2 separate regions of the Mus musculus genome follow, and region 1 is linked to region 2. Evidence: chromatin loops called from intact Hi-C (ENCODE). Cell type or tissue: heart. All regions are shown on one strand. Links, peaks and the distances in the headings refer to the core of each region. The heading gives the core; the rest is flanking DNA.

The links. A loop is a pair of places that touch in the nucleus more often than their neighbours do. Peaks named below come from ENCODE experiments on the same cell type or tissue, not always from the same donor. Only the 100,000 strongest peaks of a DNase experiment are listed, where the experiment ranks them.
Region 1: it touches region 2 in a loop (3.0-fold over the local background); 1 of 42 quality-filtered maps calls a loop at or near these places.

What each region holds. Positions count from the first base shown.
Region 1 is chr10:40,244,350-40,249,457 of GRCm38, forward strand. Rpf2 (ribosome production factor 2 homolog) reads right to left here and starts at 2,690. Exons shown (of 10, transcript NM_023323.3): 1 at 2,604-2,690; 2 at 236-368. The coding sequence starts at 2,626. Gtf3c6 (general transcription factor IIIC, polypeptide 6, alpha) reads right to left here. Exons shown (of 6, transcript NM_026113.5): 6 at 3,352-5,108. In heart, for the core only: no CTCF peak of the experiment used is centred there; a DNase peak (open chromatin) is centred at 2,722; H3K4me3 peaks cover 1,596 bases; H3K27ac peaks cover 1,288 bases.
Region 2 is chr10:39,893,346-39,899,649 of GRCm38, forward strand. Mfsd4b4 (major facilitator superfamily domain containing 4B4) reads right to left here and starts at 5,861. Exons shown (of 5, transcript NM_001384225.1): 1 at 5,569-5,861; 2 at 2,167-2,651; 3 at 1,427-1,595; 4 at 671-787. The coding sequence starts at 2,184. In heart, for the core only: a CTCF peak has its summit at 3,357 (motif pointing right); no DNase peak of the experiment used is centred there; H3K4me3 peaks cover 39 bases; H3K27ac peaks cover 733 bases.

The sequences.
Region 1 (5,108 bases), core at 1,070-5,069, 350 kb after region 2:
TCCCATCTGTAATCCCGGGCTCAGTGAGACGAAAGGTGAGCAATGTGGCTCAGTGAGAATGCTGCTGGCCAGCAAGGGCTGACAAGATGGCAAGGCATTCCTCGAAGAGCATCCAAGTTCTGCTACCACCACATCAACAGGCTCACAGGTATAGTCACATATGTACATACTCACACACACACGCATACACATACTACAAAATACAGAATTGGAAGCAACAATTCCATATGCCTACCATGTCTCTGAGTACTTGTGTCACGGTTGCATTTGCATTTCCGCCTTTAATCAGCATGGCATTCTTAATGTTCTCAGTGAGTTTCGGTTCTCTCTTCTCAAGGAATCTCTTAGCCCTTTTAGTTTTAGGCTTTCTGTAAAAAAAAAAAAAAAAAAGCACAATTCAGAACAAGTTACACATTTTCCTCATATGACAGGAACTCAGCAGGAATGGTACTCACATTTATCAAGCAGGATTCCAACAATAACAACAAACAAAACAAAACAAAAACCTCACTTAGCCAGTGTGTGATGGTGGCACACGAGTTTAATCCCAGCACTTGTGAGGCAGAGGCAGGCCGATTTCTGAGTTCGAGGCCAGCCTGGTCTACAGAGTGAGTTCCAGGACAGCCAGGGCTACACAGAGAAACCTTGTCTCAACAAACAAACAAAAATCCCTACTTTTTCAAGATGGTATTAGCAACAGTATTTTATCATTACTGTTAGATATGTGTTTTATTAGCTTTTGGTTTCTTACATAAACTTCCTTTTTGCTATTCTCACTTGTTCTAATACTAATTTTTTCTACACCTCTTATTAAACACTAAAGGATTGTGGGGCTTCGAGGTTAGGTTAAGAGCAAGTGCTGCCTTTGTAGATCTGAATGTAGATTTGGTTCTTAGCACCCACAGGACAGCTCCCAACTGGCTGTAATTCCAGTTCCAGGGACCTGCTGTTCTCTTCCGGCTTCTGCGGGCATTGCATACACAAGTGCACATAAATACAAGCTAGCATTCACACATACATAAATAAAAATAAATTTAAAAAATGAGATGACGTCAAGTTAAGCGTTGTTTTTAACTTAGTATGTTTCTGCATGGTGGCCTGTAATTACAGCTCTTTAACAAATCAGGCAACTCAAGACTAAAAAAATAATATGCCCAAGATCTTCACTGCTGGCATGGAAGCCAACGTTAAAATTGTACTAGATGTAAGTTACAACTCCAATGTGCAAATAATTCAGGGGGCAGGGTATGGGGGACTTTTGGGATAGCACTGGAAATGTAAAGAAAATACCTAATTTAAAAAAAAAGAATGTAAAAAAAAAGAATTCAACTTTGCTTCTGATTTGCTGCAGTAAACATGATACTTTTCACAGTTTTCTATGAACAAAATTTCTCCTCTCTCAAATAAAAATAACCCTCCATTTCCCAGTCTTGGGACAGGTAGGGAAAGAAGAAAGAGAGAAAAAAAAGAAGGGAGGAGGGACAAAAAGAGAGCGAGAGAAAGAGAGAGAGAAAGAAAAGGGGAGGTAGGGAGGGGAGGAAGGAAAGGAAGGAGAAAGGGAGAGGAAAGAAAGAAAAAAATAAAAGAAAACCCAAAATATGCATACACCTTAATTTCCCACATAGAATTTAAAAATTCTCCTCCAATGAAATGTCATGTATAAAACCAAGTTAGGCTGAGCAGTAGTGACACATGCCTTTAATCCCAGCACTTGGGAGGCAAAGGCAGGCAGATTTCTGAGTTCAAGGCCAGCCTGGTCTACAGAGTGAGTTCCAGGATAGCCAGGGCTATACAGAGAAACCCCGTCTCGAAAAAACAAACAAACAAAAAAAAAAAAAACCCAAGTTAGTCATTTAATAGTCAGTCAAAGATGTACACATTTTATTGAGTTAAATCAAGGCACACACTGTTTTTATACACTTTACAGCCCGTGTCTTTATGCAATTTGACTAACCAGTTATCAATATAAATAGCACCTTACTAGTTAGTCATAGTAGGTGCACAAAATTCATTAATGACTAAAAAGAAACTGTCGTCTACACTACATATTTACTTAAGTAGCAGAAAACTGTAAGAACCAATGCAATAGCATTTGGGAACTCAATAAGTATTTTTTGAACAAACGTAACCATCACTCAGGGAAATGCAGAAGTGTACAAGGTTGGAAGGAAAAGAAAAATTCCCATTTTGTACCTGTTGTGGCAAACACTGCTCTCTACAGTTCTATGACACACGGCTGTTGTGACAGCTATTTTTTACAGGGTAAACTGATTTAGGGCTGTTCAAATGCCCAGAGTGACAAAACTTTGAGTCCAGTTTGTCGCCTGGTTCTTGTCAGATTCCGAGGCCACCACCATTCTCACAGCTCAGAATCTATCAGCGGCGAGGTCATAAGCCGATCACAGCGTCCGCCCTCGCTCCAGTCCACCGCCCGCGGTCTGCCACCACGGCTTCCCCAGCGGCGATTCGGGACGGAGAATCGGCCGAGCCGACTCCTTCCCAGGGACCACTAGCAAAGCACGACCGGAAAGAGCGACAGCGGGAAGACCGCGTCGGAGGTCACGGGAGACTCGCCCCCACGCCATCGCGCCCCACACACTTACAGAACTTTGTCCAAAGCATCCATAGCTGCAAGATCCCTTAGCGAATGCACGTGTACCGATTACTTCCGGGAAGCCGCCGCGAGCGCCGGAAGAGACGGTGCCGGAAGTGCGAAATACCACTTCAATGGACAGCCCGGCTGTCCGCGCTGGCGGCCATTTTGGGAAGGCATGGCGTTCCGTCTCCCTTGGTTACGGAACGTTGTTTGATTGTTCTCCGGAAAGTAAACGACTTAGTCGAGGATTTGGGAGGCAAGTGTTCCTTTTCAGGGAAATAACCAGAATGCTAGAAAGGTTGGAGGTACGGTACTCAGTTACCAAAAGTACTGCTATGAAAAGGACGCCATTAACTGGGAGAGCAGTTGAAGCAGCTTGATTAACCCCTCGCCTTCTACATGAAAGATACACGAAGAATACTGCTCATCGTGACTTTCTCTCAAGTCTCAGTCATATAACTTGCATATAGTTATATAAAATACACCTGGTAATGTGTACAATTCATTGGTTTGGGTGCCTTCACAAAGCCACTGAAGCCAGCACAGCCGTGAAGGCAGTAACACCAGCATTGGGGGAGGAGAGGGCAGAATTGAAAATTAAAAATTCAACCTCCACTCCACAATGAGGTGCACGCGCACACACACACACATCAAAGAACTCAGCATTGGGCTGCAGTCCTGGCATCTCAGTACTTTAGAAAGGAAGGCTGGAAGATCAGGCTGTGTAGGGATTTAGATGCAACCATCAACTATTATCTCATGCAATATACTTTTATTACTTCAAAGAGCTCACATACCCATCCACGAGTGGCACGGTGTTGCCTGGAATTGCCTAGTCTGCTGTACATAGTATGAATTGAATCTCATAGTGTGCAGTCTTGGGTCTGACTTTATTAAATTTTGAGTTTTGTTTTGAGACAGGGTTTCTCTACATCACTTTCTCTGGCCTGTAACTTGCTATATAGATCACCGGGATCTTGAATTCTGTGTTGTTTCTGCCACTTGAGTGACAAAAATTACAGTCATTTGCCACCACAAGTGACCTAATTTACCATTGCAAGGTCTGTGCATTTGTGTGCTCTGTTTTGGGGTGAGGATCTTGAAATGCAGCCAGTGCTGGCATAGAGCTGTTGACCGTGCTGGTGTAGAACCTGAGATGCTGCCTTTCCCTATGGACCACTGGAACTAAATGCATAGCCTACCAAGATTAAAGGCATGTCCTGCCATTCCAGGAAATCCATCTTTTTGCATATTGGGATGGATAATGGCAAGTTAGGAAGGTGGCTTCTAAATAGCTTTAAAGGCCTGGCTGGAGCTACCTGGGCAGTCTCAGTGGTATAGCACTTAACTATATACACCGTCCTAGGCACAAACTCCTGTCCAAGTCTGACCGGACTATTTAAGACACTGTCTCAAAATAAATAAGCAATAAATCCATCTGGTAAACAAACTCCTTTTCCCAAGTTCTATGAGCTGTGCTAGCAAGCAATTGAAGGTGAGAAAAGCATTGTGGGAACATTCAGTTTGTAGGCAAGTCAGAGGCGGTGGGTAACTTGGGGAACTACTTGAGATTAGCATGTAGACTAGAGATGGCACGATGGTATGGGGCTGTGGATCTGACACTAAGTCCAGGTTGACTAAGGATCAGAACTTCAGAACTGGATTAGGTTAGATGACATTGAATATGTATCCTCTAGGAACTCATCTGTGATTTAAACAAAACAAACAAAAAAACCACAAAACCCAGATATATAATATCTGTTGTACAAAAAAAAAGTCATCTGACTTATTGCATTCTTCACAGGATGACTTTAAAACACAAGAACACTTGCTGCGGTCAGAAGGCTAGAGAATTTAAGGCTAGTCTGGGTTACATATAAAAACTCTGTCTCAGGAAAAAAGGAGGGTGAGTATGGGGCAGAAGACAAGAGTGGTGATGGCCCAGCAGTTAGGAGGACTCACTGCTCTTAGGAAGGACAGGACTGCAATCCCAGCACCACATGGCTCATGGCCATCTCTATCTCCAGTTCTAAGAGGCCCAAAGTCTCTTCAGACCTCCTTGAAACTCTTGGCTCTCTTGAAACTCATTTTGTAGACTGGCTGCCCTTGAACTGAGAAATGTGCCTGCTTCTGCTTCCGGAGTGCTGGGATCAAAGGTGTGTGCCACCAACTGCCCCACATAAGTATTTTTAGGAGGGGTGTGTGTGGAGAGGGCTGTGAGGCGGCCCAACAGGTAAAGTGTTCGCTGCACAAGGCTGATGACCTGAGTTTAATTCCCACAAAGGTAGAAGGAGAGAACCTGGGGCTCACAGAGGCCAGAAGCAGGCATCAGATCTCTGGAAACTGAAGTCTCAGATGGCTCCAAACTGCCACGTATACACTAGAAATCGAATCCAGGTCCTCTGGAAGAGCATTTTAACTATGATGCTCTCTCTCATGTTCTAAAAGCTGAATTCCTGTGTGGTCCTACGTGACTCTGGTATACTAAGTCCTGACGTACCTGGAAACGCAT
Region 2 (6,304 bases), core at 958-4,957:
TCACAGAAGTCAACACCAAAGGTCCTGATGCACCAAGCTCAGTTGTCAGACTCTGCACTGTCCCAATGAAGACCCTATGAGGTGACGGCCAGAAGCATACATTCTTTGGCTCTCTTAACTTTCAGATAAACACACATTTCTACTCTGTAACTTCACAACCAAATGAAACATGAGAGGAGGAAAGGAAGGGATAGAATGCTGGAGTTAGAGGTGAACAAATGCTACATTGCTCTATGAAGAGGCTCTGCTGATGGAAAACAGGGACTTTCCAGGAAAGGCTTCACTGAGCTCACAACTCGGCTGGACGCTGTGTCTGTTCTTCTGGGGCCGCCCAGCAGCTCTCTACTTGCTTTGTCCTCCCAATCATTACAGCTTCCTACAGTAAGATGGCCGGATTCTATCCTAAAAGGAAAGCCTGCGTGTCTGTCCAGGGAAAGACCATCCTTCAGGTTAGGCTATTCTAAATCAGCTCTTGCTTACAGAGAAACACACTTTCTGTTTCCTGCACAGGCGAGTGCTGGAAAACGGATGTTCTGATTGCTAGGACAGTGGTCTGGCTAGGTGCCACGGTCCCAGTCTGATGTTCCTGTGATAGTGTGATGTCATCAGCTGTCCTTTTCCTAGCAGTAGTGTCCCAAACAGCACAGGTGACAATAAAGGATCCACTAACCTGTATCCAGAATGCCCATGGAAACCCCGAAGACAGACATCATGACAATCAGTAGGGCTGCTGTCTTGCAGAATGGCATGAGATAAAGACCAACTGTGGTAGCAGAAAGGGAAACCCCTGAGAAGAAACAGGAAGAACTCAGCTAAAGCACTGCACTGCTTTGGTAACACAGTATTTACTTAATCATCACCAACAAAATATTCTTGCTTCAATGTGAGTTTTAATACATCAATTGATTTGCCTTTATTCTTCCCAATTTATTGAAAATGGCATGCCAGCAGCTCTGCCCTCTTTTCCAGGGTCAGGATCCAAGGTGCTCAGTCCATGCTCAGCTCTGACAAGGGCAGGACAGAGGTGCAGCCTTTTATCACTTCCCCAGCATCCCCTGTCCCTTCATCTCCAAGCCCAAGTCCACAGAACCCAGCAAGGTTCCAGGAACTCATTCTGACACCGCCCCCAGCCCCTCCTCCTCCCCCGTGGCCCCAGAAGCCCCGCCCCTACCCCAGATAAGCAGAGCTTCAGGGTCAGCCAGTGCCTGTGCCTGGAGTGGAGCCTATATCACAGTAAAGTCAGCATTGCTCAGGTGGCCAACACTCACACCCAGGGCCCATCGAGTTCCCAGGGAATCAGTCCAGACTTCCCAGCTCCCACAGTGGATGCCAGCACGCTACCTGGCTCAGGTATCCACCATCTTCCCCATTTAGAGCTGAGTTGTAAATTTGTTGACAGAAACAAAGAAGAGCGGTGTTTACTTACCCAAAAGTAAAAAATGATTTATACAGCCAAACAGGACTCCTCCAATCATAGAGCCACATAAATATCCTGAGGCCCGGCCCACGAAAATCAGAGACAGGCTGCTGATGTTTCTGTTCACGTTCTTCGCCAAGTCTGGAAAGGTGGGCCCCAGGATAGCAACACTTAGTCCCTATAGTTAAAAGCAAGAGAGCCTCTTACTATCGCTGGAACACTGACCAAAAAGTAGCTTTCCCACTGTAACAAAACCACAGGAGGGAGATGACAGTCTACCACAGTGGAACTAAGAAAACATGCACATTATCAGCAGTAAAGCCACAGACTCCCCAGTGGCCTTCTAGTCATAACCTTTGATCCTTTCTTTAAAGTTTTTGTCTTGTTTGGAGACTCAAACTTGCTCTGTAGCTCAAGATGTCCTCTATCTGCTGGTCTCAGCCTCCCACATGCTGCTACTACCAGTGAATCCCAGCACACACAACTATTTAACTTTCTCTTTTAACTGTCTAGCATTAAACAATACCTTAAAGGACCATTCCATATTAATAATGAATATGCAACAAACCAGAGGCTAGGGAGATGGCTCAGTCAGTGAAGTGCTCGCTGCGTGGATATTAGGGCCTGAGTCTGGATCCCCACCAGTCACATAGAAAGGACAGTGTCTTAGTTAGGGTTTGTCTTGCTACAGTCAAACACCAGGAAAACCAGCAAGTTAGGGAAGAAAGGGTTTGTTTATCTGACTATACCTCCGCATTAAAGTCCATGCTTGAAGGAAGGCAGGCTAGGACAGGAGGCAGGAGCTGATGCTGGGACCATGGGAGGGTGCTGCTTCCTGGCTTGCTCCTCACAGCTTGTTCAGTCTGCCTTCTTATAGAACCCAGGACCACCAGCCAGGGATAGCGTCACCCACAATGGGCTGGGCCATCCCCCATCAATCACTAAGAAATGCCTAACAGCCAGATCTTGTGGAGAGATTTTCTCAGCTGAGGTTCCTTCCTCTCAGATGACTTTAGCATCTCTCAAGTTGACATAAAACTAGTCCAGGGCAAGTGACCCCTGTCAACCTGATACACAAACACGTCACTGTTAAGCCACCACCTTTCCTGTCTTGTTCATCCCCAGGATCCCACCTTAACATCAACAACACGATATAAAACATTTTGCAAACTTTAAAGGTTCCAATCTTTACAAATTCAAACACTTTAAAATCCAGTCTCTCAGCTGTGGACTCCTGTAAAATAAAAATTAAATACTTTTTTACTTCAAGGGGGGACAACCCAGAGCAGTTACAATCTTAAGAAAAGCAAAACCAAACTCTAAAAGTGTGAATAATTCAATGTCCGACTGTCATGATCTTCTGGGCTTGGGTCACTTTTCCAGCACTGCCTTCTGTAGTACACAAACTGTCTTTTAGGCTCCAACCCCTCCACTCCACTTACACCCACTGATCTTGGTGGCCATCCCAAGGTACTGGCATCTCCAAAATGTGGGGGTCTTCTGCTGCAACGCTTTCACTAATAGCTTCTCCTGGGCTCTCTTCATAGACTCCAGCCCTACCACACAGTGCCAGGCCTCAGCTTTTCTCCACGACTCCTTAATGCCTCCAAAGACAGCACTACCTGGTGACTTATACTACAGTGGGCTGCCAAGAGGAGGCGCAACCTTGGCCACTCCTGGGACGAAGCTCCTGTGTGCTGACTCTGGGAAAACACTTCCCAGACAATCTGGAATGGACTCTTCAGGCCCAGCTGAGCAGCATCTATTACCCCAGCAAAGCAAAGGCACAGATTCTCAACTCCAATGGCCTGGGAGTCTTTGCTTCCCTCTGAAACTTCCCAAGCCAGGCCTCCATCGACTGTACTGCTCTCAGCATTGTTTTTCTTTTTAGATGTCGGCATGTATATGAGTACTTGGTCTGCACGCACTCTTGCATACCACAAGAGGGCATCAGATCCCATTATAGACAGCTATAGCTGTGGGCTCTGGGAATTGAACTTAGGACCTCTGGAAGAACAGCCAGTGCTCTAAACCCGAGTCACCTCTCCAGCCCCAGCTCTCAACATTTCCTATCTTCCCCATTCCTACAAGAACAGCATGGTCCTTCCACAATCCCAAACAACACGCTCAGGCCTGTCACAGCAATACCCCACTATCCTGGTACCAACTTGTCTTAGTTTGAGTTTTAATTGCTACGATGAAACACCATAACCAAATAGCAAGTTGGGGAGGAAAGGGCTTACACCTCCACACCATAGTCCATCGCTGAAGAAAGTCAGGACAGCAACTCAAACTAGACAGGAACCTGAAGACAGGAGCTGATGCAGAGGCCATGGAGGGGTGCTGCTTACTGGCTTGCTCAGCCTGCTTCCTTATAGAACCCAGGACCATCAGCCCAAGGGATGGCATTACCCACAATGAATGGGCTGGGCCCTTCCCATCAGTCACTAATTAAGAAAATGCCCTATAGCTAGATCTTGTGGAGGCATTTCTCAATTAAGGTTCTCTCTTTTCAGATGACTCTAGCCTGTGTTGGCTTGACATAAACTAGCCAGGACACACAGAAACAGCAGCATGCCTAGAACCCCACACCGAAGAAAAAGGAAAGAGATCCCCAGGGCTCACCGGCCAGCTAGTCTGGCTGAATGGGTGAGCTCCAGGTTCAGTGGGAGGCCCTGTCAATAAGGTGGAGGGCAATTGAGCAAGACACCTCTGGCCTCGACGCACACCATCTGCACAAGGATTTAGAATGTAACAAACTATTCTCAAAATATATACTTATATTTTCAAATATGCTACATGCATAAATACGAAATTTAATTGCTAAAAATTTTTAATTACCAAGCACCAAATTTTGATTTTTACACTAAGATGCCAATATTTCTGGCACACAAGAAGTTGTCCCTTTGAACTGTCTAATGCTGACGATAAATAATCTAATCTACAGTTTTCCTCACACTCCAAAGCTATCAGGAGATGTAAGGGCTGTAAGGCTTTCTTAGCAAAATATAACACGGACAGAATGATTTTAACAATAAGATGTTACACAAGATACTGCCAAGAACTAAAGACTTGCGTTTTAGATGAAGTTCCTAAAAACCTTTAAGGAAACGTTTCTGAGTTTTGAGAACTGTGGATTGTGGGCTGGGGACACAGCTGGGTGAAAGCCTAGCATGAAGTCCTGGGCCAGCCAGCGCCCTGTACGTAATAAACAAACAACAAAACCTGATTGTGCTGCACTGTTCTGCTCCAACCCACGTGTGGTTTCCCTGCCCCAAGCACCAGCAACCAAGAACAAAGACCAGGAGCACACAGGGCCACAGCATGTTCATTCAGATCTTCCTGCAATCACTTGCAATACCTGTTACACACGAGGGGCTCCAGTACCTGCAACGCTTTCTTTCTTCCCTACTTTCCCATCAAAATAATTTTAAGAAACTGAAGCTCCAATTGAGGGACCAGAAGGGACTCCGTCAAAGGTTTAGCTCTCATAGCACTCGAGTCAAAAGTTATCACTTTAGGTCAGTGGTTTATAGCTTTCATCCCAGCACTCAGGAGGCAGGGGCAGGAGGATCTCTGAAATTTGAGACCATCCTGATCTACACAATGAGTTACAGCCATCTGGTCCACAAAAGGACATTTCGGGTCAGCAGCAGGTGCTACACTGGGGAACACTGTCTTTATGGCGTTTTTAGTTCTTGCACTTGAGTGAAGAAAATCATTTAAGTATCTAAAGGCTTGATTTAAATAGGGCCGTGTACAGGGTAAGCAACATGTCCTTGATACTATCATTTAACCAGAAAAGCCACTTTCTTCTCTGGGCCCTTTTTTCCATCTGCGAAATAAAGCAGTTGGTTGGATTTGGTCAGGCCCCCTCAAAGCTGCTTTTCTGGGATCAATTTAGAGCTTCAGTGAGTGGGTGAAGGGGAGCAGGCTCCCCATCTTGTATCTCCCCGTTTTCCGGAGGAAACTTAGCTTGCTCGTGCTGGAAACGTATTAATTTTGCCCGTTTTTCCAGATGACAGAACTGAGACTCAGGAGGATTAACCGATATACACCAGGGGTCACGCACGATGCAGGGCACTGAGACCACGTTCCCTGCAGGACGCTTGCTCCAGCCGTGGCCTGGAGGGTTTGGGCCCAGCTCTCACCAGCCCCAGGAAGGCGGCACAAAGCACCACGGTGGTGAACCAGCGCAGCACGCTTTGGGCACGGCCTTTCCGCACGGAGGCCACCGCTTCTGACTCATTCTCTGCGCCCGGGCCGGCTGGGAGGAGCCGCTGCCCTCCCGCCCCTCCGAACTCCAGCTCCAACTCCAGTGTGGCGGCTCCACCTGCCGTGCTCCGTGCACCAGGCCTCCGGTGTGCAGGGAGGTGCCCGGCCCCGCCCGGCCCGGGAGCCAACAACGCCAGGACCTGCCCGCGCGAGCGTGACCTGGGAGCGGAGCCTCCCCGCCGCGCAGGCGCGGTGTCCCTCACGGTAGCAGAGCGCCTGCATGGATCACAGGCCGGAAATAAAGCCGCCGGCCAATCAGGAGACTTCCTCAAACCGGAAGTTGATGTGGTTGCCTTGGGGATCGGACAGCCTGGCCCAGGTGAGAAGTCTCAATTAGGTGAGTTTCCCCGGCCTGGGGAATGTAGGCCAAAGATGTACAAGCTGCAACCCATGCACAAGACGATCCAAAGTTGCAAAACGTTGGAAGAAACCCGGCCTGGAACTGCAAGATGGCAACTTCCGCAGCCTCCTGGGTCACCTGGAAACCCGAAGGTCTTGTCTCTACATGATTTACAAACTGTTGCCCTTGCTCCTTAGACGTACAAGAATGTTGAACGTCAGCTTCTCACTGAACAGATAGTTATGGATCCTTACGTGTAAACTCACACGTGA